Linked DNA regions of Homo sapiens: all the other regions are linked to region 3. Evidence: chromatin loops called from intact Hi-C (ENCODE). Cell type or tissue: heart right ventricle. All regions are shown on one strand. Region 1 has its middle 8.3 kb from the start of TGIF1. Region 2 has its middle 36 kb from the start of MYL12-AS1. Region 3 overlaps DLGAP1 (DLG associated protein 1). Region 4 overlaps DLGAP1 (DLG associated protein 1). Region 5 overlaps DLGAP1 (DLG associated protein 1). Region 6 overlaps DLGAP1 (DLG associated protein 1). Region 7 has its middle 19 kb from the start of MYL12-AS1.

Region 1 (4,000 bases), 550 kb after region 3:
TTTTATTTACTACTTAAAACAACCCTAAGAAGTACTCATGGCCAGGTACAGTGGCTCATGTCTGTAATCCCAGCACTTTGGGAGGCCAAGGCGGGCAGATCATCTGAGGTCAGGAGTTCGAGACCAGCCTGGCCAACATGGTGAAACCCCATGGTGAATTCAAGTGAATTTCAAGTGAATTCGTGAGGCACGAGAATTCACTTGAACCTGGGAGGTGGAGTGAGCCGAGATTGCGCCATTGCACTCCAGCCTGGGTAACAGAACGAAATTACATCTCAAAAAAAAAGTTCTCATTATTATTATTTTCATATTATATTGGCTGGGCTTCGTGGTATACACCTGTAGTGCACAGAGTTAGAGCCTGCAGAGCCTGGAAGTTCAAGGCTGCAGTGAGCTATATTGCACCACTGTTGTCCAGTCTGGGAGACAAGAGCGAAACCCTATCTGGAAAAAAAAAAAAAGTATTATTATCCCCACCTTACAGATGAAGAAGTTGTAGTCTGTGGGAGTTAATTAATTTATCCTGCCAGTATAACCCATGAGCCAATAATCTAAACAATACTAATATTCTGCAATTTGCTTTTTCATTTATTTTCTTAGTAATGAGCATTTAATTGTTTCCAATGTGTAACTCAGCACAAAAAGATAGTGCAATTACATTTGAAATATTTAACAACTGATAGAATACGCGCATCAGCCAATTAGAAGAGCCCCTTCTGATTGTGTACTGGGGCATACTGATAATGAACCGGCTGGGCCCAACAGAATGTTAGTTTGTATGCAGATCTTTTGGGGCTTCTGTGAGCATATCTGTAGGAGTTTCTGGGAGGTGGAATAGCTGCATCAAAACGTGTTTCATTCAGAATTTTGATAGATATTGCCAAATTGCCTCCAAATGATCTTACCTATTTAAAATCTCACCAAAGTTATGTGAGATCTCTTTCTTTGTGCCCTCACTAACGCTGAATATTATCAATCAATTTCCTATTTGTCTATCTCCCAGGTAAGTAAATGGAACCAAATGTTTTTATTGTTCACATTTCTTTGAGAGGGTGAGCCCATTTTTGTGTATGTATTAGTCATTTTTATTTCTTCTTCTTGCTTATTCATAACATTATTTTTTAAAGATTTTTTATTTATTTAATAAAAGTAGAGATGCGGTCTCACTATGTTGCCCAGGCTGGTCTTGAACTCCTTGGTTTCAAGGGATCCTCCCATCTCAGTCTCCCAAAGTGCTTGGATTACAAGTTGAGCTACTGCACAATCCTGTTCATAACTTTTGCCAACTTTTCTATTGTATTGATTTTTTTTGTATATTCTTTTTTCTTTTCTTTTTAAAATGATAAGTAAGGGACAGCCTATTTTTGTATTAGCTTAAAAGCTCATCTGACAAAGAGCAAAAAGCAGTGAACTAATATTATAAATGCAAGAAGGCAATGTGTCCCCATTTGTTTAAAAAAAAATCATTGGACTAAGTACTATATTTATATTATAAAAGACCTTCAGAATACTGTACCAGTTTTTAACTTATTCCTTTTCTTTCCATTAAAGGGCTAATTCATCCACATTTCCATTTATCACAGTTACTTCTTCCCAAAGCTCTAGAGTAGCCATTTATAATAGCAATAAAATGATGAAATATCTAGGAATAAAATTGACAGAAATTTCTGCAAGTTTTATAAAGAAAACTTTAAAACCCTACTGAGAGACATAAAGGAAGACAAGTAAAATAAAAGACAACTTATTCTTTCTAGCAAGATCCAATAGTGAAAGTTATATAAAGATGTTTATTCTCCCCAAATCAGTCTTTAAATTCAAAGTGATTTTCATTAAAATACCAACAGGGCTTTCTTTTTCTTTTTAATTGATGAAACAATGCCACAGTTCATTGAAATTAAAACCTCACAGCAGCTGGGGAAATTCTGAAAGAGAAGAGCTGGTATAGGGGAACACTGGGGAAGCCTTCCAAATATTAAAGCATATTTTGAAGTCTATAATTTAAATGTAAAAGTTTTATGCTGGAGAAATAATAAAGAAGAAACAATAAGGAGGCAGATTAGAATATAATGGGGATTTAGATTTTGGCAAAGGTGGCTTTTCATATCAGAGATAAATTGAATTGGGATAATTGACTACCTTCGGTTAAAAAAATAAAGCTAAATCTCCATTTCACTCCCTTAACATAAGTACAATTCATCTGAATGAAATGTAAAAGTAATTTAAAATGCACCTATGTATATTCTAGAATAGTGGTTCTCAAAGCAGGGTGTGTATGTGGCAATTTTTCCTTCCAGGGAACATTTGACAATGTCGGGAGACATGTTTGGTGACTGCAGCTGGAGAGGAGGTGTTGCTACTGGCATCTAGTGGATAGAGACCAGGGATGCTGCCCAACATTCTACCACGCACACCACAGCCCCCACACCAAGAATTCTCCTGTTCAAAATGTCAGTAGTGCCAAGGGTGAAACACACACTTCTAGAAGAAAGCATGAGTAAATGTATGATCTTGGAGTGGGGAAGGCCTTTCTAACCAGAGCACAAAATCAAGAAATGATGAGATATAAATGTTTATAAGTACTTTGTTTCTTAGAAAGAATTTATGTTTAAGGAAAAATTGTATAAAATTTTCAAAAGCTAAGAAACTTGGAAAAATAGTTGTAGCACATTCAGGCATAAGCCCAATTGACTTAATTCATGAAGGGCTTATACAAACCGTAGAAAAGAAAAACTCTGTGTTTAAAAAGTTGGACAGCCTGTAGATTTGTATTTTACCTAAAAAGGAATCCAGATAACCAAAAAACATGGAGGGGGGGACATGAAAACTTTGTTTTTCTGTCATTACAACAATAAAGTAAATCAGACTGAACTGACATGGAAAGATTATTAATAGATGTTAAGTTGTTTTATTTAAAAGCCAGGTATAGAACTCTACAATATTATCCCTTTTGCATAAAATTTTTGTATGCCTGTATTTTTCTGGAAGGATAAGTGTAGAAAGATTAACAGTTACTACCTTTGGAGTGATGTAAGTGTGGAGAGGAAGACACCAGCCCAATCTTAGACTGACTCAGGGAGCCTACATCCGTTTTTAACAACTAAATAATAGTCCATTGTAACTATGGATATAATTTATGTACCAATGCCCAATTATCGGACATTTACGTTTCGTTCTCATTTGTGTTAAAGGAGATTTTTCACAAATCTTGTATAAAAACCTGAGCAGGCATCTGAAATGGGACACAGTTGTGTTTAGACTGGGGAAGGCCTTTCTAATCGGGGCGGAAAGTGGTAAGTTGAAGTCAGTGTCTGGAGTCCAAGAGCCATTAGTGGTTAATCATCAGCAAATGTGAATAACCCCTAATGACACTCTGGGAGCCAACTATTCATTGCCTTTTACAAGAAATAAGAACAAATACTGTCAAACCATTTACCAACCCAAATGGCTTTGGATTTGGATGACCAAATCTGCAAAACTGGAAATGTTAATCCTAATGCAGGTAATTTTTTTTTTTTTTTTGGAGAAAGAGTCTTGCTCTGTCACCCAGGTTGGAGTGCAGTGGCACGATATCGGCTCACTTGCAACCTCTGCCTCCCAGGTTCAAGCGATTCTCCTGCCTCAGCCTCCCAAGTAATGAGGAATACAGGCATGAACCACCATGTTTGGCTAATTTTTGTATTTTTAGTAGAGACCGGGTTTTGCCATGTTGGCCAGCCTGGTCTCAAACTTCTGACCTCAAGGGATCTGCTCTCCTCAGCCTCCCAAAGTGCGGGGTTACAGAGTAGACTAGTAGAGCTCCTTTTCAAGGGTGAAATAAATGTCTAAATCAGTACTTTTTTTTTTTTTTCTTTGAGACAGGGTCTTCCTCTGTTGCCCAAGCTGGAGTGCAGTGGTTCGATCTTGGCTCACTGCAACCTCCACCTCCTGGGCTCAGGTGATTCTCTCACCTCAGCCTCCCTAATAGCTGGGACCAAAGGCGCCCACGACAACGCCTGGCTGA
Region 2 (4,000 bases), 700 kb after region 3:
TGATCTTAGGTTGTCAATTTGTGACCTTTCAGACTTTTTGATATAGGGATTTAGTACTATAAACTGTCCCCTTAGCACTGCTTTTGCTGTATTCCAGAGGTTTTGATACCCTGTATCACTATTATCATTCATTTTGAATAATTTTTAAATTTCTATCTCAATTTCATTGTTAACCCGAAAATCATTCAGCAGCAGATTGTTTAATTTCCATGTATTTGTATAGTTTTGAAGGCTCTTTTTGGAGTTGATTTCTAGTTTTATTCCACTGTAGTCTGAGAAGATACTTGACATTATTTTGATTTTTTAAAGTTTTTTGAGACTTGTTTTGTGGCCTGTCATATGGTTTATCTTGGAGAATGTTCCATGTGCTGATAAGAAGAATGTATATTGTGCAGTTCTTGGGTAGAATGTTCCGTAAATACCTGTTAGGTCCCTTTGTTCTGGAGTGTAGTTTAAGACTAGCATTTCTTTGTTGACCTTCTGCCACAATGATCTGTCTAGGACTGTTAGTGAAGTGTTGAAGTCCCCTACCATTATTATGTTACTGTCTATCTCTCATCTTAGATCTAGAAGTAATAGTTTTATGAATCTGGGAGCTCCAGAGTTAGGTGCATATGTATTTAGGATTATAGTATCTTCTTGTTGGATTCATCCTTTTATCATTATGTAATGACTTTTTTGTCTTTTTTCTATTGTTCTTGCTTTAAAGTCTGTTTTATCTAACATAAAAATAGATACTTCTGCTCACTTTTGGTTTTCTTTTGCACAGAATATTTTTTGCCACTCCTTTACCTTGAATCTATAAGAATCCTTATGTGTTAGGTGAGTCTCTCGAAGACTGAAGATATGTGGTTTGTGATTTTTTATCCATTCTGCCCATTTATACCTTAAAGTAGAGCATTTAGACCATTTACATTCAACATTAATATTGAGATGTGAGCTACTGTTCCAGCCATCATGTTGATTGTTACCTAGATATTTTGTTTTCTTCATTGTGTTATTGTTTTATAGACCCTATGAGGTTTATGTGTCAAGAGGTTCTGTTCTGGTTTATATCAACCTTTTGTTTCAAGCTTTAGAAATCCTTTGAGCATTTCTTGTAGGGCTGGTCTGATAGTGACAAATTCCCTCACCATTTGCTTATCTGAACAAGACTTTATTTTGTCTGTATTTATAAGACTTAATTTTACTGAATACAAAATTCTTGGCTGAGGGTTATTCCATTTAAGAAGGCTAAAGACACTTTGGGAGGCTGAGGCAGGTGAATCACAAGGTCAGGAGTTCGAGACCAGCCTGACCAACATGGTGAAACCTCGTCTCTACTAAAAATACAAAAATTAGCTGGGCTTGGTGGCATGTACCTGTATTCCCAGCTATTCAGGAGGCTGAGGCAGGAGAATTGCTTGAACCTGGGAGGTGGAGGTTGCAGTGAGCTGAGATTGCACCACTGCACTCCAGCCTGGGCAACAGGGCAAGACTCCATCTCAAAAAAAAAAGAAGGCTAAAGATAGGATTCGAATTCCTTCTGGTTTGTAAATTTTATACTGAAAAGTCTACTATTTGTCTGATAGGTTTCCCTTTATAGCTTACCTGATGCTTTTGACTCACTGCTCTTAGAATTCTTTCCTTCACACTGACTATAGATAGTCTGATGACTATGTTCCTTGGTGATATCCTTTTTGCAATGAATCTCCCAGGACTTCTTTGAGCTTCTTGTATTTGGATGTCTAAATCTCCAGCAAGGACAGGGAAGTTTTTCTCAATTATTCCCTCAAAGAAGTTTTTCACTTTTTTTTTTTTTTTTTTTTTTTGCTTTTTCTTCTCCTTCAGGGACACCAATAGTTCTTATACTTGTCCATTTTACATAATACCATATTTCTTGGACGCTTTATTCATTTCTATTAATTCTTTTTTCTTTATTTTTGTCTGATTGGGTTAATTTGAAAGCCTTGTCTTAGAGCTCTGAAATTCTTTCTTCTATTTGGTCTAGAATATTGTTAAAACTTTCCAGCTCATTTTGTAATTCCCTAAATCCCTAAATGTGTCCTTCATTTCAAAAAGTTCTGGTTGATTTTTTAAAAAAATCTATCTCTTTAGAAAATATTTCATCTATATCCTGAATTGATTTTTAAATTTCTATATGTTGTTTTTCACCTTTCTCTTATATCTCCTTGAGTAGCTTAATGATCAACCTTTTGAATTCTTTGTCTGGTAAAGATTTCTCAAATGCCAGTAGTAGTAGTAATGAATTGGTCATGTGGACAGACTCAGGACCCCCTGGTTAGCCAGAACGATGCAGGCAATGGTGACAGCTGAGGTCATGCACAAGTTTTCTCCTTCCTTGGTGCAGTGTTACACTACTTGGAGATGCTGTAATGGACTGTCAATTGGCCTCCAGCCAGAAGGTGGCGCTTGCCAAAGAGCACCAGCTGCCGTAGTAGCAGTGGGATTTGTGCTTGCCTCATGTTACCCAGGGGAGGTACTCTGGTGACTCAGGTAATGGGTGGGGCCATAGAGCGCCAAAAAATTTCTGTCCTTTGTGTTAAGCTACCAGAGCAAGTGAAGGAGCAAAGCCAGGTGGCGGCTGGATCAGGCAGGTTCACGCTGTGGCTCCCCACATGCGGGGTAAGCAGTGGCCCCTGTGGGGGTCAGAGAGCATTTTTCTGGCCGCAGGGGTAATGTTGCAGGGAGGGGTGCAGCTGCCTCTGCTGCACAGAAGTCTCTCTACAGGGGTTGGGGAGTAGCAGGCGGCAGTAAGCCCCACCAGCGCCCATGCACTTGGCAAGGCCGGTCCCTCACCCGCAGGGTTCCGCTTGCAGCAGCTCGTTAGAATCCAGGCAGTCCGCATTCAGAACTCAAGACTGCCCCATGCCATAAGCCTTCCTGAAGGAGAGAACAACCAATGCTTTCAAGCCACGCCCCTCCCAGTCTGCCCGTGAAGCAGGGGCGCCCAGCTCCTGCACCCGTGGCTGCAGCACATTTCCCAGTCACTCCTTGGTTCTGCCCAAGGGGGTTTGTCCCCATTCGGCATTATATTGTGAACCCAGTTGGGAACTTCTGCCAACCTGTGACTGCTGTCTGAGTTAGCTGGCAGATTTCTGCACAGTCCTCTGTGAGGTAGGGTCGGGAATGTCTTCCCTCCATCCTCACTGGAGCCTGGGAGTGCATGCAAAGCCCGTCCCAATGATGCTTTTTCTCATACATTCCCCACTGCTCACTAAAATCAGCTCCATTGCTGGATAGGGTTAAGTTCTTCCCTCATGGGCCTCTATTGCCAGATTCCCAAGTGGGAGTGTATGTTCCAGAGGCAATTTATTCCTCTTTCACTCTGGGGAACTTAGTTTTCCACTGGCTTATGGTGTAGGCTGCAGCCCAGTGCTTCTTTCAAAGGGTCAGTGGCTTCTTTCAGTTCTCCTGTTAAGTTCCTGTGTTGCTTCTAGGAGAAAAGTTCACAGTGTGTGAGTCTCTACACACTATCTTGTCTTTCCAAGTGGAAGAGGCATGCTAACACTGCCTCCAATCTGCCATCTTGGGAGCAACAGAGTGAGAACTTGTCTCTTAAAAAAAAGGTGGGGAGGCCGGGCGCGGTGGCTCACGCCTGTAATCCCAGCATTTGGGAGGCCAAGGCAGGCAGATTATGAGGTCAGGAGTTCGAGGCCAGCCTGGCCAACATGGTGAAACCCCATCTCTACTAAAGATATAAAAAATTAGCCGGGCGTGGTGACGCCCGCCTGTGATCCCAGCTACTCAGGAGGCTGAGGCAGGAGAATCGCTTGAACCTGGGAGGTGGAGGTTGCAGTGAGCAGAGATAGCGCCATTGCACTCCAGCCTGGGTGACAGGGTGAGACTCTGTCTCAAAAAAAAAAAAAAAAAAAAAAGTGGGAGGGGAAGCGGTCTTTTGTTTTAGAGATATCTGCTTTAATATGTATGAACAAATATCAGTGATTTGCTGACAAAATGATTTGTCAGTGATTTACTTCAAAGTAATCTAGTGATGCAG
Region 3 (4,000 bases):
ATGAATTATTGGGTGTAGACAATGGTAATCAATGACTGCCAACATCACAAAAAAGCCACCAGACATATGCTTCTGTATGGAGGTACACACCACCACCTGTGGGGTATTTTGGCCAAAAATTGAACCTCAGTCTGATGATGTACCTGGGTCTACTGTATTCAGTACTAATCCCATGTGGCTACTGAGCATTTGAAATGTGGATAGGCCAAATTGAGATGTTCTGTACACGTAAAATACACACCAGATAGCAAAAACTTAATATGAAAAAAAGATGTAAACTATCTCAATAATTTTTAATATTGACTTTAATATTGACTTAAATTTTAAAATTTAATATGTATGTATGACTACATACATAATATTTGTGACATATTGGGTTAAATAAAATTATATTATTAAAATTAATTTTAATTTTAATGTTTTCTTTTTTTAAATGTGTATTTTAAAATTTTAAATTATATTTGTGGCTCATATTTCTATTGTATGGTGCTGTTCTTAATTCTAACTACAACTTACAGGAAATACACTGGACAGAGGAACATGTTAAATGACACCTTACAGGAAATACACTGGACAGAGGAACATGTTAAGTGACACCAGAAGGATAGAAACAGTAAAACTCAGGCTTTAGAAAACTCTGCAACTTGAGGCCCTCATAAGGACTTTTCTGTCCTCCTTTGACCAAACTGTTTAACCGAGCCTAGGGGTGAGGGGGAGCGACCCAAGCTGGCATCTTTCTCTACGGAGACAGATTTTAGAAAATACTTTTCTTGCCCATGAATTTCTTTTCTGGTTGATTTTTATCATTTTCCCTTTACTTACAAGAAAATAAGATTGCAACCACTCCTGCTAATGATTTAGTAGTTCCTTTTCATTTCAGTTTTTGTAAATTAGGAGATAATTCTAAGAGTTACTAAAGGATGATTTATTTAAGAGAACTACGTCAAATAGCGAATGAGTTATGGGTAACATTAGACGAAAATAACCTTTCCCGTGGGAAAGGTTTCTCGAAGGCATGGATGCAAATATAAAATATTAAAAAAAAATCTAAATAAAGCTTATTTTAAAATATGAAAAAAAAAAAAAAGAAAACTCTGCAACTTATATTTCTAATCCAATTTAATGGTGGAGTCAAAGTTACTAAAAATTTATAAACATGAGCACTGTAATTAATGTGTAGTGTAGTCCTAAACATCAATATCTGCAAAATCATAGATTTGATATCTCAGTTTCATTTTCACTATTGCTCAAATAATGCATAACAATAAAAAGCCTATACATTTGCATTGGCTAAAGTAATTTATCACCAGTGGTATGTGAACTGCACCATGGAAAACAGATATATTTTCAATTTTTCAATCTTTAATAATCTGAAAACTTGATTCTCTCAGTTTATTCAGATAGAGGAATACATAGTTATGATTTCTATACTATTAGCCTTTTTTACCAATATAATTAATTTTAATAATATATTTTGTTTGACATATCTAAATATAAATTTCAACATGTACTAAATATAACAATTATTAATGAGAAATATTACATTCTTTTGGCTTTGTACTAAACATTTGAAATGTGCTGTACATTTTTCACTTATAGCCTATGCAATTAAAATGCTATATTTTTATTAGGAATATTTAATCTAAATAGATATCTTAAAATTTACATTTGAAAAAAATAGATTCAGATACCTAAGTTGTTACAAGCATACGTAAAAGTTTTCAGTGACTGAATTGAGTATCAATCAGTTTTAAAATTTAAATCAGTGAAATTAATTAAAATGAAATGAAAATTTAGAAACTCCATTTCTCAGTCACACTGGCCACATTTCAAGTAGAAAGCCTTTGTTTTTAATTCACTTTGTCCTAAAGCTGCAAGTAGAATTTCTACATCTTATCAGAATTGACTTGTTTAAAATATTTTTCAATTAAAACATAATACAAAGCCACTTAGATATGTAAAATTTAAAAATTCTCCCTTTTCTCTCTTCCATCTTTACTGTTTTCCCCAAATTCGAGATCAAATTAATAAATATATTTAAAATGTTTCTAACTTTAAAAGTTAAGTATTGAATTAGGCTTACTTAGACTTCACTTGTAATACAGTATTTCTTACATGTCTAACATAATAGGTGCTCAAAAATATTAGGTAATTTGTCTCCGTTTATTAGATCAGGAATTATTTAATAGTATCTAAACTTTTACTTTTGCTTTTACCCATTTATGAAAAAAAATCATTCCAGCTTAGCATGCTTTAATATCTTATTGGGATAAATAAATAAATAAGATTAAATATCTAAATAATTTACAGAAAGATATCTTACATTCTCTATAGCAAAACACTGATGAATACAGTGTATATATTGAAAGTAAATCTTGGTGGTTTTTTTTTTTTTACTCACGTTGCACCAAAGCGAGAGAACACTAGGGGGCAGTGTGGTTAGAGCAGAACTCTCAAGAGGCTTGGAAAGGTGCGCTGAAATCACCAACAGCTGGTGCGATAAATGGGGTCTAATAGCAAGAAAAGAATGCATTCGTTTAACTTTACTTTGTGAAGTTACGTGGCCCACATGCATATTATTCACAAGGTCTTGGAAGAGACGCTTTGTTCAAACCCTGAGCCCATAAGTTTAGGGACAAGCTCTTCCTGGAAAGGTCTTTCTTACGGAATTTTCTGTCCCGAAGAAGATACAAAAGAGTAGAGCATTGCCAGAGAGTAACAATTCATAAATACTAACCCCAAGTGCCAGTATAATATTTAGTTCCTACCTCATTTTAACCTTCACTTGTATCCACCATTCCTTCTATTTTCTTCTATTCACCCGGGCTTCTTTGCAGCACAGTCATTTTAAGAATATTCTGAGAGCATCTTAGCTCTCACTCCATTTCAGCTCAGTGAATTCTAAGGCAACAAAAGTGTATTAAGTAATTAATCCATAATGCCAGCCACTACCTAAAAAAAGGATAAGGCCAAAGCTAAAAAAAAAAAAAATCAAAAGCTAGGAAAACTTATTAACATTTTCTAAAATTACATTGTTGTTGCCTATTTTAAGGGCATGAGTAGTGACTTTATGCTACATTTTGCAAAAAGTATTGAGCATAATCTATAGATACTTAATGTATGATGAGGTAAACATTTACACCTCAGACTCAGAACAGGCAGACAGCTAAGTTCTCTCGCTTTTTAAATATGCAATGAATTTTCTAATAGTCAAGTAACAAATCTATTTCTCTTTTAGAAAATTAGAATCTATATGTATTAAAGAGCTGTGCTCCAAATTGTGAGTCTGGCCTACTTAAATTTGAATAAATCATTCTAGAGAGTTGACATTATTTAGTTTTGAACAATTCTTGAAGTCTTTTTGGACTTTATAATTTAGCAGCAGGTGGTTCTGGTCATTTTAAAAGTCCGTGATTAATGTAACTAATCCTAGTTAGTGTTTAGTCATCTCTTCAGATCTTTTGTACCTGGAATTTCTAGAGCCTATTTGCCTGAAATTGTATAAATAATAAATGGTTTGCTGTCCTCTATATAGTGGCAAGCATCCAGGTTTCTGCAACTCGAAATTTCAGCTCCTCTCAGCTTCTATCAGGTTTGAGATATTTTTAGCCGCACTCTGTCAGTCAGAATCCCATGAAAGAGAATCCCATTAAGAGAGTTGAGGTGAATTTAGAGAAGGGTCTGTTTATAGAGCAGGGAGCAGGGTTAAGAAAATACAGCCAGAGAGGCCGAGGTACCCAGAGACAAGCACAGTGGGAAGCCCTCGCCACTCTAGGCCTGAAGAGTCAGATGAAGGGAAGGAACGGGGTCCCCAAGCCTATGGGCACTAGAGCTGTGGACAGGCTGCCATCGCAGAGGGGCAGATTGCTGCTGAAACACCAGCACAGGGAGGAAGTGGCACAGAAGGACCCAGAGCTGTCTCCCCCACCCTCGGCACCCCAGCCAGGGCCTTGCCTGGATCACCCGGTGCCAGGCAGGGAAAAGCCAAGCACTGGGGAAG
Region 4 (4,000 bases), 130 kb after region 3:
CTGGTGTAAGAATAAAGAGGTTTTAGTCCCCTTAATAAGGGAGAATCCAACAATTGTAAAATAAATGACTTTTGCTCTCCTTAATTTTTTTAACCACAATTTAATATACGCTTGCAAGATTGTCTAACTCCTCCCTGATTTAATTCTCCGAGACTCTAAAATCATAAGATACATAATTAAAGGACCAGGCAGAGTTGGGTTTTTTTCCCCTTAAAATGACAATTTTAGAATAGTAGAACCTCCTGATCAGAAGGTCATCTGGTGTAGCTTCCCATTCACACTAATCTCCCTGCAATGCGGACATTGTATCTTCCTATCTATTTTTCATCTAATAATCTCCTTGTAAAAGAAGGCTTTGAAATTATTTAGTCCAATTTAGTTTTTTGAAAAGAGAAAAATCCTAAGGAAATACCTCGATGAAATCAGTCATCTTGCCAGTGGAACCTGGCACTCGCAGGCTCACTGCCTGGCTACCAGTGCTGTTCTCTTCCCATTATGTTGTACATATTCTATTATCCATTCTCATAACATCCTTTTAAGGCAATGGGGCCAAGGCACAGGGAAGCAAAGGGAGAAGCGACATTATCTGAAAGTTAGAGTTGAAGCAAGTTTGTGACTCAACAGTCTCAGAAGAGGCAAAGATTAACTAAATAATGCCTGCAATTATTTATTTTAACTTCCAAAGAAAAGAAATTGGTGTGTTCCTCCTTTAATGGATGAGTTTTCCCTGGATCATGGTAAACCACGTAGCAAAGGAGGATGCATAGAGCAGAACACATTAGGATATGTGATCTTTAGGGAATTTGCTCAGAGCCCTGGTTAGATTTTGAAGACAGCATGCATCCTTCCAGCATCTTCCACTCCTTTGAAATCAGCATCCCTCATCTTACTTCTCCAGGATAAAAATTAACATAGCTGTTACCATATTTGCAAAGGCCAAACTTTATTTGATAGATAGATAGATAGATAGATAGATAGATAGATAGATAGATAGATGTATTTATGTATAAAATATGTATGGTGTGACAGGTAGGAATTACGTATTGGAACAATGGGACCATGGGACCAAATATATTAAATGGGAGCAACTGCAGCAAATCTGAGAGGAATAGTGTGCAGGATACATACGCTAAAAGCTACAAGCTAATCTCTTAGTTATTGCCCCCTACATGTAAAAGTAAGTGATTGGAAAGGATTTATCTCTAAAATTGGAAATGCTACATGAAATATTGTAAAGTGGAATCAATACGGGTACATATGGGCACAATAATATCACATGTATGCCTGTAGAGAATCATATATATGTATGGCCACTTGCTCTATCATTGAATATTTAGAGGTAAAGCTTCCTTAATTTTATGTGCACAAGAATCACCTTGAGAGTGTCTATAAAATGAGGATCTCTGGCATCCACCCAAGAGATTCCGATTTCATAGATATGGGATGATTCTGACAGTGATCAATCCCAGAACTGCATTTTAAGTAACCCAGTTCTAGGGAACTGTAAGGCTTAATTTCTCATTGTATTTACTGAAGGGGGCAGTAGAGCCTAATAGATGAAAATATGGGATTCAGGCGCTCTGACTGCAAGCTTTATTGATGCTGGCTTGCTACATGACTTTGGGCTCTACTTAGCACTTCTATTTCTACATCTGTAAAATGGGCATGATGATATGACTGTGTTTGCTTCAGGTCTTAGAAACAAATTTAACTTCAAATTTGAGAAATAAATGAAAAATACAGTGTGAAAATATTCCAAGTTTGTAGATCCTCAAACATTAACAAGCTTTAGCTCTTTCCCATGTTTCATGTACCATACCACTTTTTCCTTTGTATTTCACTTCATCTAGTTTTTATTAAGCTGGCATTGGGATTAGCATGTCTGATTCTGTGGTAAAGAAAAGCCCTTTCCAATATGGGATGACAGTAGGTCTTAATCACAGTGTGGGTGTAAAATTTCACTGTCTTGTGTGCCGACTAAACGCAGAAAGCTTTCGTCTGAAGTCGAGAGTATCACAGTCAATCTTTTTTTCTTTTCTTTTTTGAAAGACAGTGTTTCCCTTTGTCACCCAGGCTGGAGTCCAGTGGTGTGATCATGGCTTACTGTAGCCTTGACCTCCTGGGCTCAAGCGACCCTCCCACCTCACCCTTCAGCGTAGCTGGGACTACAGACTCAGGTCACCGTGCCAGACTAATTTTTTATGTAGAGACGGGGTTTCGCTATGTTGCCTAGGATGGTGTTAAACTTTTGGCCTCAAGGGATCTTCCCACCTCGGCCTCCCGAAGTGCTGAGATTACAGTTGTGAGCCACTGCACCAGCCTGGATTAATCTTTTGATAGCTCAGCCTCAGTGGATCAGGTTTTCCCATGGCTTGATATTGGCTGATGGAATATAATTCTGGCTTCTTCAAGCTTTAGTGTATTCATACAGGGAAAAAAAAAAAAAACGCAATACACACTTGCTTTTGTTTTCATACGTTAAGTCTGTCAAGCTCCTGCTGCCTTATTCCAGACAGCTCTGGTAAGTCAACAGGACAAGCTTAATTAGTAATAACAGTCATAGGAGGTGTCTACAAGGGAACTCTATCCACCATCATCACCTCTTTAATTGGCTTAGGAGAACCAGGTTCTCTGTGGAGTGTTTCCTCCGTGGTGCTTTTCCACCATTGATAGAAGATGACCAAATGTCCTTGGCCATCACTCTTCTTTGCTCGTGCCCAAAGTCGCTAAGCCAGGTATATCATTCTTCTAATGTTGTAGAAATTGAAAAGAGCAAGTAAACACTGAAGCCAGATCTCTCTCATGACCTCTTCTCCACAGAACCATCGGAAGTTCAAACTTCTTCTGTGAGCCCTGTGACTTTGGGCAGTCTAAATTCTACCTCGCCTGCTTCTCCAATGTCATCAAAACAATGAAAACAAAACCATTCAGAATTCACAGGAAGGGTTTAATACATTTAATGAAATTATATCTCTTAATTATGAAAACTTGACCAAATAGGCTTGCCATTTTTGGTTATAAAAGTGGAAATTAGTGATGATAGAGATCATCCTATGGACACTATAAGACTCTGTAGGCCATCCCAGGACCTGCAGTTTACACTCTGAATGCCACCTGCCAGTCTAAGCTCCTCTGTGGACGTCCATCTGGCTAGCATCCCCTTAGGCAGTAAATAAGTAGGGAGAGAGGCCTTTCTACAGGACTTTTCCTTTTAAAGTCCTTTAAAGGAACCCTACCTGTAATCCTTAGAAATTTTATGTCTTTGTCTTCTCTCCTTAACTAGCAAAAGTTTCAAAGGCTTATCTGTAACTCAAGGGGTGTCAGTTCATTTGTTTGCAAATGAAACCTGAGCTTTCTGAAAATGACTCCCCTGCAAAATCATTCCCCCATAACACTCCTCCAGCCTTCTAGTCGATTTTAGATCGTTTCCTGTTCTCCCACCTCTTGGAAGTATTCCATGGCACGCTGAGCAGACACTTTTAGTCAAAAACGCCTATAAATAGCTGATTTTCCCTGCTTACTGCCTTCTCTCTAAGGCTTTCACAAAGGAGGTGAAACGAATCCACTAGAAACAAGAGCTTTCTGTGAGGGGTGTGTGGTGAGGCTTATGAAAAATCAAATCCACAGGCCGAAAATTATCGTGTAGGTAGCTTTGCCATATTTGAGTTACGCAATCACTGCATGGAAAAAGAAACATTTTATTTCATGCCAGAAGATCTCATGAACTGAACAAGCCATCAAGTGTGTCTCATCTGAACTTTCATGCTTCTTTAAAAACATGTACTTTGACTTTCACACTGCTATAAAAACAAAAAATAAAAAAAAACAAGTTTTATTTATTAGATTCTATTTGTAAATCTAGATAACCAATTCCTGTAGCCTTTCCATCATGGGAAATTTGAAATGATTTTCCCCATCCCCATTTCTCCTCCCAACAGCCCTTCTCTTTTGCCTACGAGGCCCCACCCATGGTCCACATCACAGAGCCCCCAGAGTGGGG
Region 5 (4,000 bases), 220 kb after region 3:
CCAGCTTGGATTCCCAATCACAGAAAAATATTTTTTGATTCTTCCTGTTACTTTTTAACTTGGCAATTGAATACTTCTAACATCTGACTGTCAGGCTACCTGGAAATATTAGCAGAAAGTTTATATCCATTTCCCTCTAATATATGCTTGAATTAATGTAGCACCAGTCTTTCGTGCTCCCAGAACACAGTGAAATAGATTTACAAATATGTGGCATGGAAAATCAGTTAAAAACAAATAGCACTTACTATCAGTTAAAAATGAATTTAGCTAGATGTTTTTATCAGTGTGGCAGGAAGTTATTTATGAACACTATTGTTAGGTACACCAGAACTTGCTCTGCCAGTTCTTGTTTTCAGCACTAGGGGATCAAAAGTCATCTTATCCAAAAGCAAACCAGATAACTGAAATCATCAATCCCAATTGCTCAATTCTTGCATGAATAACAATAAACTATTAACTATTCTAACTAATTAGGAAAACATTTTGTTCCTAGAGGGTACTGTTTGCACAGCGTTCCTTCCATAAATATTTATCTACTGTTCTTGCTGCCAACAATAGTTAGTCACCTGGTATATACAAAACACTGTGTTATGCTTGGTAGTATAATAAAACAAAACAAAAAAGATAAATTATCTGCTAATATTAGTTTATTACCAAATGTTCTTATATCCTGAGAGCCCAACAGAGTTTATGTGTGTGTCAGTTTATGAGTGTGTTATCGGTGAGTGAGTCAAATACAGGCAACAGAGCCCACCTAGAAACTGGTTTCCTTTTTTCAGTTCCCACGAGTTCCTTGTGTATCAATAGTGCCCTTTCACATTAAAAAAATAAAAAAAAATTTTTAAGTCCCATCTAAGAATACACAAGGAGCTCATTAAGAACTCCTTCATTCCAGTATTCTTTCAGCCTGATCTTAAAGCACAAGTAAAAATGTTCTCTTCTTTTAAATGGGCTCTGCCAAGTTAATTATGGACAGGAACACTAAGGTAAGGACCAGGGGCTCCGTTCAATACCATGCTGAAGAGGTGAGGCCCTCTGCCAAATGTTCACTGGAGTTATCGGGGGCTTAGAGTTGGTCTTTTCAAACTTTAGTGCAGTTAAGAATCACCTGGAAGTCCTGTTACAATGCAGATGCTAATTTAGCGGGTCTGAAGTGGGGCCTGTGATTCTGCATGCCTAACAAGCTCCCAGGGGGTGCCAATGCCACTGGTCCAAGAACCACATTTTGAATAGCCTGTTTTTAAAAACACCCTTAGAGCCTAAATTAATTGTTCTGGGGTGGGGCTCAGAAATTGAGGATATAATAATATTATTAATAAAATTCCCAAAATGATCACATGAATGTAAAATTCACAAAGCCTCCTTATTCCTAAATATATTAAAAGACGACAGGCAGCTACACTAGACCAGAAAGAAAAGAAAGAAAGAATACACAAGGAGCTCATTAAGATCTCCGGGACAGAAGAAAGAAAGAAAGAAAGAAAGAGGGGGGTGGGGGGGAGGGAGGGAGGGAGGAAGGAAGGAAAGAAAGAAAGAGAAAGAAAGAAAGAAAGAAAGAAAGAAAGAAAGAAAGAAAGAAAGAAAGAAAGAAAGAAAGAGAGAGAGAGAGAGAAGGAGAGAAAGGAAGGAAGGAAGGAGAGAAAGAAAGAAAAGGAGAAAAGGAGAGAAAGGAAGGAAAGAGAGAAAGAAAGGAAGGAAAGAAGGAAGGAGAGAAAGAAAAGAAAGAGAGAAAGAAAAGGAGAGAAGAAGAGAAAGGAAGGAAGGAGAGAAAGGAAGGAGAGAAAGAAAGGGAAGGAAGGAAGGAGAGAAAGAAAAGAAAAGAAAGAAAGGAAAGAAAAGAAAAGAAAGAAAGGCTTAGGTTTTAACTGTTTTTACCATCAGAGTCTATGGTTGTTATAAAATAGTCAAATATTGCAATCTATTCATAATTCTATTGTATTTTAAATTTGCGCTTCTGTTCCCGAAATAAGCTTCACCACTTGCAGCTTAAGCCACAGAAATGCGAACTCAGAAGGGACCGGGAGAGGAGAGAATGTTCTTTCAGCGTTAGAAATTTATCTTGTAAATAGAAGCTGGCAGTGGCCACATGGATTTTTTTTTTTTTTTCAGAGCTAGGGCAGGCAGTTAGTAGACCTCAGTTACAGCGTCAGCTCTGCCACTAACTAGCTAGTTAGACCCAGAGCTGCTCTGAGCCTTAATTTTTTATCCGTTGAAGGAGAGCCTTTGAAAGAAGATAACAGCAATCCAGGCCCCTGACATCCTTTGATTCTTTGATTAAGTCACCAACGTCAAACATGGAAAAACTTGAATGAGCAACTCGCTCAGGATTTCCTGGAAGGCACCCTGACTTGGAGAGTGGTATTATGCAAGTCCCGCAGTACACACGGCACGTCCCGCCCGGGCGGTCCTGCGCAGTCCTCAGCCTCGACCGCCCCCTGCCGGTCCTCCCCGGGACTGACGCCGCCACCCGCCCCCGGGCCGAGCGCGTCTCCGGGGAAACACAGACGCACTCTCAGCTCCCCTGGACCTACGCCGTCGTCCCCCCACCGTCCTTCCACGGGGGCGCAGGAAGGAGTGGGACGGAGCATCGGTGCCTTTTTCATTAGAATAGACACAAAGCCCAATTAATAAAGACCCAGAGAAGAGGAAGGGAAGAACAAGACCCAGGGGTTAGAAGAGAGAAGAACAAGAGCGGATTCTCAGCCATGGGACCGCAGCTTGTGAAAGGGGAGCTTTGTTTATTTATTGTCTAATCTCCTTGCTGCCCTGAGCTCGTGCAGCACGTTCCTTATCGGAATCTTGGGAGCTTGGGAATTTCCACAACAGAATATGTCGAATAGCTTATATTGCTAGCATAATAGAGTACATTTTGACCAGAAAGCTTTTATCCCTTTTCATGTGGTAGTGATTGTTCGGTGCTTCTCTATAGAAAAGTTAAACCATCCTCAATACGGTGAATATTATCTTTCCATTCTTTCACCCAAGGCATAAGAAATTACTATAATTTACCATGGCATAAAGGTAATAAAAGTGGGTAGAAGTCATCTTTCCAACACCTAAACACCTATCTGGAAAAGCTTTTGACCACCAACAGTACTCATTATTTCTGTCTTTGTACCTAATTGATTTAGTCAGAGTATCTGTGGCCATTTAAATACTATGTGATTCTGGTGATAATGGATTGATGGGGCATGTTTCCATTTCACTCACAAATGCTTTCAAATATACTTCTGCCTTATAGCGTATGCAATTATACTTTCTGTTCAGAATCTGTGAAGTTAATGATTCTTCACATTTCCTGGAAAACTTTTATGTTTTTGTTCAGATGAATGAGTAGTTATTTTCTCTAAGTATAAATTTCAGAGCTGTTGCATTTCTACAGCTAAAGCCCATGTAAAACATAGCCAATGAATGGGCATTCATCTGTGTTTCATGGCACATCAAAATGTATTTTAAATGCCTTTTCCTATGGCCACCTCCAGTCTTTTTTGCCTTAATTATGGCATCAAGGTGACTATTAGGAGTTTGCAGTAGCCAGTGATGTGGGGGTAAGGCAGGAGCAATATTCAGGACATGTGTCTGGTCATTAAGAAGTACCCAAATTTCTAGAGACTCAGAGAAGAATAAGAGGAAAATTCCACCACCTCCCTTCTCCTGCCTGCCTTCTCTCTCCCACAGTGACAGCACTGACCTATCAGACAGGGAAAATGGAAGATGCAGGCCTTATGCATAGTAGTGCCTGTCTCCAACCAGGTCCCAAGTCCACCCATGAGTACATTCTTCAAGTGTGCTCTTCTCACTGCCACACACACAGACCCTGGTTCATCATGGCAGACGTTTAAAAATTTGGAGACTAACTTGGTTCTACTTATTCTTAGGTACAAACTCAGTTCCAATGTCCAGCTTTGAACTAGATGGTGAACCACACTATTAGTTTTTCCTGCATCCTGACTCATTCATTGTCTGAAGGTGGGATTTTTTTAATTAAAATTTTATT
Region 6 (4,000 bases), 140 kb after region 3:
GTCTATCTGCCATGGTCTCCTCCTCTGTAATGTGGAGATAATAAAAATACCTATCATACAGGGTTGTCAAAAGAATTAATTGTGTTAATACATGTGGAAGGTGCAGACCAATGCTTGGAAATGGGACATTATATGATGCCTCAATAAATCCTATTATTATTATGCCTGAAAAAACACAGTGTTAGCAGTGTGAACTGAAGCAAGAGAGCAGATTTAAGAGACATTGCAAAAGTTACTGTTAGAGATTACAGTTTCACTTATCAGGGTTTTGAGCACATGAAACCCTTCAGCATCTGTATTAACTTCCTATGGCTGCAATAACAAAATGCCCCCAATTTAGTGCCTTAATACAATGCAAATTTATTTATTTATTTATTTTTTGAGACAGAGTCTCGCTCTGTCGCCCAGGCTGGAGTGCAGTGGCGCAATCTCGGCTCACTGCAAGCTCCACCTCCCAGGTTCACGCCATTCTCCTGCCTCAGCCTCCCGAGTAGCTGGGACTACAGATGCCCACCACCACGCCTGGCTAATTTTTTGCATTTTTAGTAGAGACGGGTTTCACCATGTTAGCCAGGATGGTCTCGATCTCCTGACCTCATGATCTGCCCACCTCGGCCTCCCAAAGTGCTGGGATTACAGGCGTGAGCCACCGTGCCTGGCCCACAACGCAAATTTATTATCGTACAGTTCTGCAGGTTACAAGTCCACAATGGGTCTCAATGAGCTACAATCAAAACATCAGTAGGGCTATGTTCCTTCTGGAGGTTTCTAGAGAAGACACCCTTTTCTTGCCTTTTCAAGCTTCTAGAAGCCACCTACATTCCTTGACTCCTGGCCTCTTCCTTCATCTCCAAAGCCAGCAATTGCATCACCCTGATCTGTGTCTGTGGCCACAACTCTCGCTCTGACTTTCCTTCTACTTATTTGTGATTATATTGGGCCCACTTGATAATGCACGACAATCTCCCCATCTCAAGACCAGTAAATTACTCACATCTGTGAAGTCCCTTCTGCTATATAAGGTAACATTCACAGGTTCCATGGATTAAGACATGGGCGTCTTTGGGGAGTCCGTAATCTGCCTACTACAGAATCTACTATCTAAAACATAAGCTATTTCTTAAACTTAATACCATTTTTTTAAACTTGGTGTGAAAGATGTGTGAAATTATATATCTATTGCCTATCAGCTAAATGAGATCATTGTATATATGCACTGGTCCCTGGATATTTCACGTATATGGTGATGAAATGAAAATACCATCCATTTCTGTGTTTTTTAGATTATTTTAAAAGAATACTCTTCTAAAATAGTTAGGCAGCATGTCCATTCAAATCACTATTTGAAATCAGAGCACTTGTAGATGGTGTACTTACTTACATACTCTGCAGTATACAGTCATTCACTCTTAAATATTGTTAATTTTTGAGTTGCAATTAATTTTTTAGTCCCTGTTAAAAATTGTCACCTGCTCTAACATCTCACTTAAAATATACTTATAACCTCATGTATGGAAAAAGCTCTGAAGCATGAAAGTTCTATTGTTCACTCTTCTTGAAACATAAGCATTCAATAGCTTCATCCACCACTTTTCTTCTTACATTTAAAGTGTTAACTCTTAGTGTCATCTAAAAGGAGTGTTCCTTTCTTGTGAGATGGTATGCCCTCTAATGTTTATCATGTGAAAGCTCATTTAGTAAGCTTTTTAGAGCAGAAGAATCTCATGCCAGACAATTTTTTAGTTTATTAGATCTAGATTCCCCTTTGCCTATGAGTAACATATTTGCTGCTTCTTATTTGAAATTTTTATCAGTCTCTTAACTTTATAGTAAAACACCAATTATTCATGTCATTTGAAATCCCCTTCCAGTATCTATACATGTAAATGCATACATCTTGCACATTTGCAATCAGGTGTTTTATATATATATATGTGTGTGTGTGTGTGTGCATATATATATACGTGTATATATATGTATATATACACGTATATATATATATGTTTCCCTTTTGTTGTATATGATATAATTTTTAATTCAGACACTTGTGAGCACTAAGTATATTTCAGATTAAGGGCTCTGTTAAAGGCTGGGAATACAAAGTTGAAAGGACATGACTCTTGCCCTCAAAGAGCTCTCACCAACCTGGGAGGAGAGGGGAACTGATGGTTAAAGTTTTTTAAATAGGAAAAAACATGTTTTAAGTATAGAATCACCTGGACTTAGTGATTGAACTACTGAGGTGTCTGGAAAGAGAAAAGTAAAAATGATGAAAAATTTATAGTTTGAAAAATTGGGTGCCTGTCAATACTTCCAACTGAGATAATTAATGTAGGAGAAAGAATACATTTAGATGGAGAAGTTGGTTTTGTTCTCGGCCTGCTGAATCTTATATGCCTGAAGCCTATTCAGTTGAAGATATCCCGTAGGCAAATGTTCATTTATTCAGATACTATTTGGGAAGTTATTATAGTAAACCAGATAAGAAATGATTGTGTTTGGAATAGGATTGAAGCAATAAAGATGGAGAGAAGTAAACACACCTTTCTACTGTATCTTGAGAGTATCAAGTTGGTCAAGAATTGAGTGGGGTGGATGAGGAAGAGGGAGGAATGAAGGCAGCTGGATTTATGATTGTGCAGTTCTGGAAGACATCAGAACTGGAGAAAGGCACTGGGGAGTTATCACATAGGAGGCTGAGAGGAGTTTGAGAGTGAATGAGGTCACACTGGGGCATGTGTAAAGTCAGAAGATGAGACATCACAAGCCAACTTCCTGGGCTACACAGCAGGAATCATAGGAAAAGCACTAAGAAAGGTCATAAAAATAGGCCAGAAAAGTGTGGGAGTAAAGGGAGACGAAGAGGATTTCAAGAAACAGGGAAAGTTTAACAAAGTCAACTACCAAGGAGTGGTCCAGTCAGACAAGGAATGGAAAGCTTGATCGTGAACTTGGCAATTGGGAAGTAACTACTGCACATGCCAAGAGTTTCCTTAAACTGGTAGGGTAAAAATCATTTTGTGTCATTTTGATAAATGTTTATTATTTTCAATAATACTCTATCATTTAATGAAAATATGTATTGTTATTATAGTATGTAAATACACCATGGCTAGAATATTCATTTCTATTTCTATTCATTGTCATTTGAATTTTTAAACAGCTTTTTACCATTTTGAATAATACCATAAATGTCATTTTCAATGAAAGGCTAAAACTCTTTTCCTGGTTAGAATTCCCAAATATTATGCACATCCTTCAATTTGAAGAAAGTAATGCAAGTAATTCTTAGCATCTTAAAATAATTTAAATATTCTAATTTTAAATAATAATCTACAGAGGTTTTCGGCTCTTTTTGTTATTTTCAGATGGAGACATCACAAATGTCTGGGTCAATATCTAGCCTAGAGTGCACACTTACAGAGCAAGCATCTTCTTCATACTACATACTGAAGTCCTCTATGGATGTAGCATTATACTAAATAATCAGCTGTATTTCTTTATATTATAAATAATTTAATACATAGAGCAAGCACTTTCTTCATACTATATACTGAAGTCCTCTATGGATGTAGCATGACACTAAATAATCAGCTGTGTTTCTTTTTTTTTTTGGAGGGGGACGGAGTCTTGCTCTGTCGCCCAGGCTGGAGTGCGGTGGCGGAATCTCGGCTCACTGCAAGATCTGCCTCCCAGGTTCACGCCATTATCCTGCCTCAGCCTCCCGAGTAGCTGGGACTACAGCTGCCTGCCACCACACCCGGCTAATTTTTTGTATTTTTAGTAGAGACGGGGTTTCACTGTGTTAGCCAGGATGGTCTCGATCTCCTGACCTCGTGATCTGCCCGCTTCGGCCTCCCAAAGTGCTGGGATTACAGGCATGAGCCACCGCGTCTGGCCTGTATTTCTTTATATTATAAATAATTTAATACCCATTAGTAATAGGTTTCTTCTGTTTCAAGTGACTAAGGTAATTTCCCACCTATTAGCTATTTCTGTT
Region 7 (4,000 bases), 710 kb after region 3:
TATGAAGGCGATCAGCGGTAGCACTGAGAGAACAAACATCACTGTCAGGGCAAGCATTTCTCAAAGCTCTCTTTGACCTCTTCAGTGAGCAGTTAGACACCCGTCGCAGCTCCTGAACAGCTGTTTGGCACCCTGGTAACAGATAAGAACTCACATTCGTTACGTGCTTCCAAAGTGCTGGGCATTAAAACACTCCCAGAGAGTAGGGTCCTAGTTTCGCTATCACCCTCGGCTCTCAGATGTAATGTACACTTCAGTAAGTAAGAACTGAATAAATAGATTGAATAAAAGATTACTTGAGAAAAAGTACAGTAAGCACAACCTCCCAAATGAGCCAACCTCAATTTACACTCGGATTATTAAAAAATGCGAGTAGACGAAGGTCCTCAGATTGGTTTTCGCTGTGCTAGTTACCAGTGTCCACGAGGAAATATGAATCATCATCAAGTTCATTAAGAATGACTGTCTGAAAGGAAGCCTGTGTCCTGGCAATACAATCAACTGCAGTTAAGTGCGGCTGGTAAAAGATTAGGCTGGTCTCCTGTGAGACGTGTTAGAACAGTGTTTTATATTTAAACACCCCCATTCATACGCATCTCACAAAATACTTTTCGTACCTTTTGAGACCAGCCTGGCCAACATGGCAAAACCCTGTCTCTACTAAAAATACAAAAATTAGCTGGGCGTGGTGGCAGGCGCCTGTAGTCCCAGCTACTTGGGAGGCTGAGGCGGGAGAATCTCTTGAACCTGGGAGGTGGAGGTTGCAGTGAGCCGAGATCACGCCATTGCACTCCAGCCTGGGTGACAGAGCAAGACTCCATCTCAAAGAAAAAAAAAATAGAAGCTGTCTCATAGTCATTTGTGCTAGACCTGTTTTTCATCAGCTTAGGTGCCTTATTAGAGTATATTATCTAGAACTATAATAGATACAGTTCTCAACATTCCTGAGGTGGTAATAATAGCATTCCTATATAAAGCATAATTTTACAGAGTATTTTCATACATAACCACTAGCTCTGTGCTTTAGCCTTCTCATCTCTAAAATTGAAGTGATGGTAACAAGAACGACTTGTTCAAGTCAGTAAGTGGAGGAAGTCTGGTCTTTTCAGTGCAAAGCCTATGATCTCATGTTCAACAAAGGTCATTATTTCGGTGTAAAAGCCACTGGAGCCAAGCTGAGATTCTGGCACTTTCCAAGCACTCAATAAATACTTGTAAATTAATGAAGGAAGGAGGAAGGAAGGAAGGAAGGAAGGAAGGAAGGAAGGAAGGAAGGAAAAAAGAGGGGAGGGGAAGGGGAAGGAAAAGGCAAAAGGGGTGGAGAAGGGGAAGGGAATTTGCCATTGATATTTGTAAAAAGGAGTCCTAGAGATTATTCCCTACATTTGGGGCTCATGAAATAGTATGAATTTAATTGTAAGACTTTTCATCAATTATTTAAGAAACAACTTTGAGAAAGTCACAGCATTACTGACAATAATGCTGTCTAGATACTCATGATTTGGCTGCTTTATCTCAAATTCATTAGGGAATGGGTTAAGACAGTACTATATTAAGAACAATAGTGCCACCTAGTGACACTTCTAGTTATTGTCTCTAAAATTGCCTATGACAACCATTCTAAAAAAAAAAGATCCACTTAAGAGACTGTGTGATATGTGCAATCCATCATCTTCATCATTTTTCTATACAAGAAACCTTTTCTTGAAATTTTAGTATGTGATAAATCTTTACATCCTCATTCAGATTTCCCAGATGATGTTTCTAAGGGATCTTTTTATACCCGATTTTTCAGTAGTTTATGTTTCTATTTCAAAAACTGTGTTTCTTATAATTTAAGAAATATAAATTTATTTTATATTTCTGTTTCTTATATTTTAACACATATCAATTTTGAGATGCAAATCAGTATAATTGCTGCTCGTAGGATAGACAGTATTAAATATATACATTGTGAGACATTCTGATCAGGCTACAGGTACTAATTATGTAATTAGGAAATTATAGGTTTAATGAGAAGCACCCATCTCGGTCAAAAAGGTTAGAAGCTCGACATTTCTCTAGCTTCTTTAGTTATACAAAGTTGAGCAGGTCAGGTAACTTCAGTAATCTCATCTGTGAAATGGGATGACAATTCCTACTTTATCCACTTCCTAGCGTTCTGAGGATCAAGCACAATTCACAAACGCTTGTAAAACTGGCTCATGACCATAAGAAACTATCGACGGTGTTTCCATAATCACTTTCTTGGGAGGAGCACAACTGCCTGCGCTCAGGTGACTGCCCCACTGCTTATTCCCTGTGTAACTTTGGGAAGTTACTTCCTTGCCCCCTGACATTTCATTTGTAGAACAGGGATAACAATACCTACCTCAGGCCGGCCGCGGTGGCTCATGCCTGTAATCCCAGCACTTTGGGAGGCTGAGGCGGGCGGATCACTTGAGGCCAGGAGTTTGAGTCCAGCTTGGCCAACATAGTGAAACCCCATCTCTACTAAAAATACGAAAATTAGCCAGGTGTGGTGGTGCACACCTGTAATTCCAACTACTTGGGAGGCCGAGGCACGAGAATCGCTTGATTGAACCTGCAAGTGGAGGTTGCAGTGAGCCAAGACTGTGCCACTGTACTTCAGCCTGAGTGACTCTGTCTCAAAAAAAAAAAACAAAAAAAACCCAAAAAGACCTACCTCAAAGGGCAGTTGTGTAACGTGCTTCGTACATAGTGAATACTCAGTGCATTTTCACTATGTGACCACACACACACACTCACTGCAGTGGCCACAGAATCAACCATCAACTTAGGAGATTGTCACTATGTGGTTCTCAAAAGGAGATATTAAGTAGACAAAGTTTTCATCGTCATCATTAATAATATTTACTGGACACCAAAAAGAAACAAAGTCTTGGCCCAGGTGTCTTCCACTACTGGATTCCACAACACTCTTCACAAATAATACAGATGAAACAGAACAGTGTGTCAGGTAAACGTAAGGCAGTCGAGAAACAACTAAGTTTTTTTGTTTTTAATCTTCAAAACTTTTCTCTCAATTTTTCAAATCTGGCTTTAAGCAGATCAATAAAATAAGCACAGTTACGATTATGCCAGAGATGGAAACAAGGCTGAGCTGGAGGGGAGGAAACAGATAGGACCCGGAGAGGCGTTTTATAGCTATCTCCCCTGGACCTGAGTCCATGCTGCCCCCTCTTGCCTGGACGACGGCAACAGCCTCCATACCGGCCTTCTTGCTTCTCTTCGTGCCCCTCCATTCAAGACACAGCACCAACACTGATTTTAAAAATATAAATCACCTTTCTTCCCTGCATTTCACATTAGGACTCTGCTCCAAATACCCTCCCTGGACCCGTATCATCCATGTGCTCTCCCGATGCTCCTACCACACGACAGCCTCGCCCTGATCCTCACATGGGTCCGGACCTCCTTCCTGTCATTCAGATCTCAGCTTACCACCCAGAGGCCTTTCCTGACCACCCTGTCATGCATGCCCAGTTCTCTGCACAGCACTTAACCTGAAATTGCACATGGATTGTCTGCCAGCAGAGAATGCAGTCCCACGAGGGCAGCATCCTTGTCTGTCCCACCCCCCAGTTATCCCCAACCCTTACAACAGTGTAGGGTACATAACAGGTGGTTGACAATGGTTCAATAATCATCAAGATTATCCCACCGTATTTTTCTGTTTCCTGTGAAACACACAATTCTCCACCTGGTTTTGTGACACATTGTGGTGAGTTTAAGCTTCTAAGTGGAAAAAAGAGCCAGATGTAGATTCTTATATTTGTTAGATCTTGGGCAGGAGCTTCAGTCTAAACTTCAGGTCTATTAATAAAAAGTAGAACTGATACCTCAGAGACTAAGAGGATTGGGTGATAAATGTGACAGTTCATATGAGCTGCTCCCTCATTCTAATGATAAAAGGAAGCCCAGGCAAATTGTTAGCAAGTGAATACAGACCAGCCTACTGCCCCAAGTTGTAAAGCAC

Evidence for each region. Peaks named below come from ENCODE experiments on the same cell type or tissue, not always from the same donor. Only the 100,000 strongest peaks of a DNase experiment are listed, where the experiment ranks them.
Region 1: a loop joins it to region 3, with 5 times the contacts of the local background. A loop is called at or near these places in 8 of 110 quality-filtered maps.
Region 2: it touches region 3 in a loop (5-fold over the local background); 43 of 110 quality-filtered maps call a loop at or near these places.
Region 4: it touches region 3 in a loop (2.8-fold over the local background); 36 of 110 quality-filtered maps call a loop at or near these places.
Region 5: it touches region 3 in a loop (14-fold over the local background); 94 of 110 quality-filtered maps call a loop at or near these places.
Region 6: it touches region 3 in a loop (4-fold over the local background); 13 of 110 quality-filtered maps call a loop at or near these places.
Region 7: a loop joins it to region 3, with 11 times the contacts of the local background. A loop is called at or near these places in 45 of 110 quality-filtered maps.

The regions. Positions count from the first base shown.
Region 1 is chr18:3,439,872-3,443,871 of GRCh38, reverse strand. It overlaps a transcript of TGIF1 not described here. Among named protein-coding and RNA genes, the nearest start is that of TGIF1, 8.3 kb to the left of the region's middle. In heart right ventricle, a CTCF peak has its summit at 2,364 (motif pointing left); a DNase peak (open chromatin) is centred at 2,368.
Region 2 is chr18:3,295,990-3,299,989 of GRCh38, reverse strand. No RefSeq gene overlaps it. Among named protein-coding and RNA genes, the nearest start is that of MYL12-AS1, 36 kb to the right of the region's middle. RefSeq lists an enhancer at 2,705-2,784. In heart right ventricle, a CTCF peak has its summit at 2,403 (motif pointing right); DNase peaks (open chromatin) are centred at 2,429 and 2,775; H3K4me3 peaks cover 1,133 bases.
Region 3 is chr18:3,994,118-3,998,117 of GRCh38, reverse strand. All of the region lies in intron 3 of DLGAP1 (DLG associated protein 1), which reads left to right. DLGAP1-AS4 (DLGAP1 antisense RNA 4) reads right to left here. Exons shown (of 5, transcript NR_102696.1): 3 at 2,769-2,901; 4 at 2,402-2,510. Among named protein-coding and RNA genes, the nearest start is that of DLGAP1-AS4, 34 kb to the right of the region's middle. In heart right ventricle, CTCF peaks have their summits at 2,213 and 2,425 (motif pointing right); a DNase peak (open chromatin) is centred at 2,457; H3K27ac peaks cover 1,077 bases.
Region 4 is chr18:3,867,602-3,871,601 of GRCh38, reverse strand. All of the region lies in intron 4 of DLGAP1 (DLG associated protein 1), which reads left to right. Among named protein-coding and RNA genes, the nearest start is that of DLGAP1-AS3, 8.6 kb to the left of the region's middle. In heart right ventricle, a CTCF peak has its summit at 1,519 (motif pointing right); no DNase peak of the experiment used is centred here; H3K27ac peaks cover 738 bases.
Region 5 is chr18:3,769,948-3,773,947 of GRCh38, reverse strand. The region is part of intron 5 of DLGAP1 (DLG associated protein 1); the gene reads left to right. Among named protein-coding and RNA genes, the nearest start is that of DLGAP1-AS3, 110 kb to the left of the region's middle. RefSeq lists a silencer at 2,322-2,541. In heart right ventricle, CTCF peaks have their summits at 340, 1,179, 2,254 and 2,454 (motif pointing left); a DNase peak (open chromatin) is centred at 2,437; H3K4me3 peaks cover 1,218 bases; H3K27ac peaks cover 1,319 bases.
Region 6 is chr18:3,856,480-3,860,479 of GRCh38, reverse strand. All of the region lies in intron 4 of DLGAP1 (DLG associated protein 1), which reads left to right. Among named protein-coding and RNA genes, the nearest start is that of DLGAP1-AS3, 20 kb to the left of the region's middle. In heart right ventricle, a CTCF peak has its summit at 1,689; no DNase peak of the experiment used is centred here.
Region 7 is chr18:3,279,189-3,283,188 of GRCh38, reverse strand. No RefSeq gene overlaps it. Among named protein-coding and RNA genes, the nearest start is that of MYL12-AS1, 19 kb to the right of the region's middle. In heart right ventricle, a CTCF peak has its summit at 1,571 (motif pointing left); no DNase peak of the experiment used is centred here; H3K4me3 peaks cover 716 bases; H3K27ac peaks cover 1,250 bases.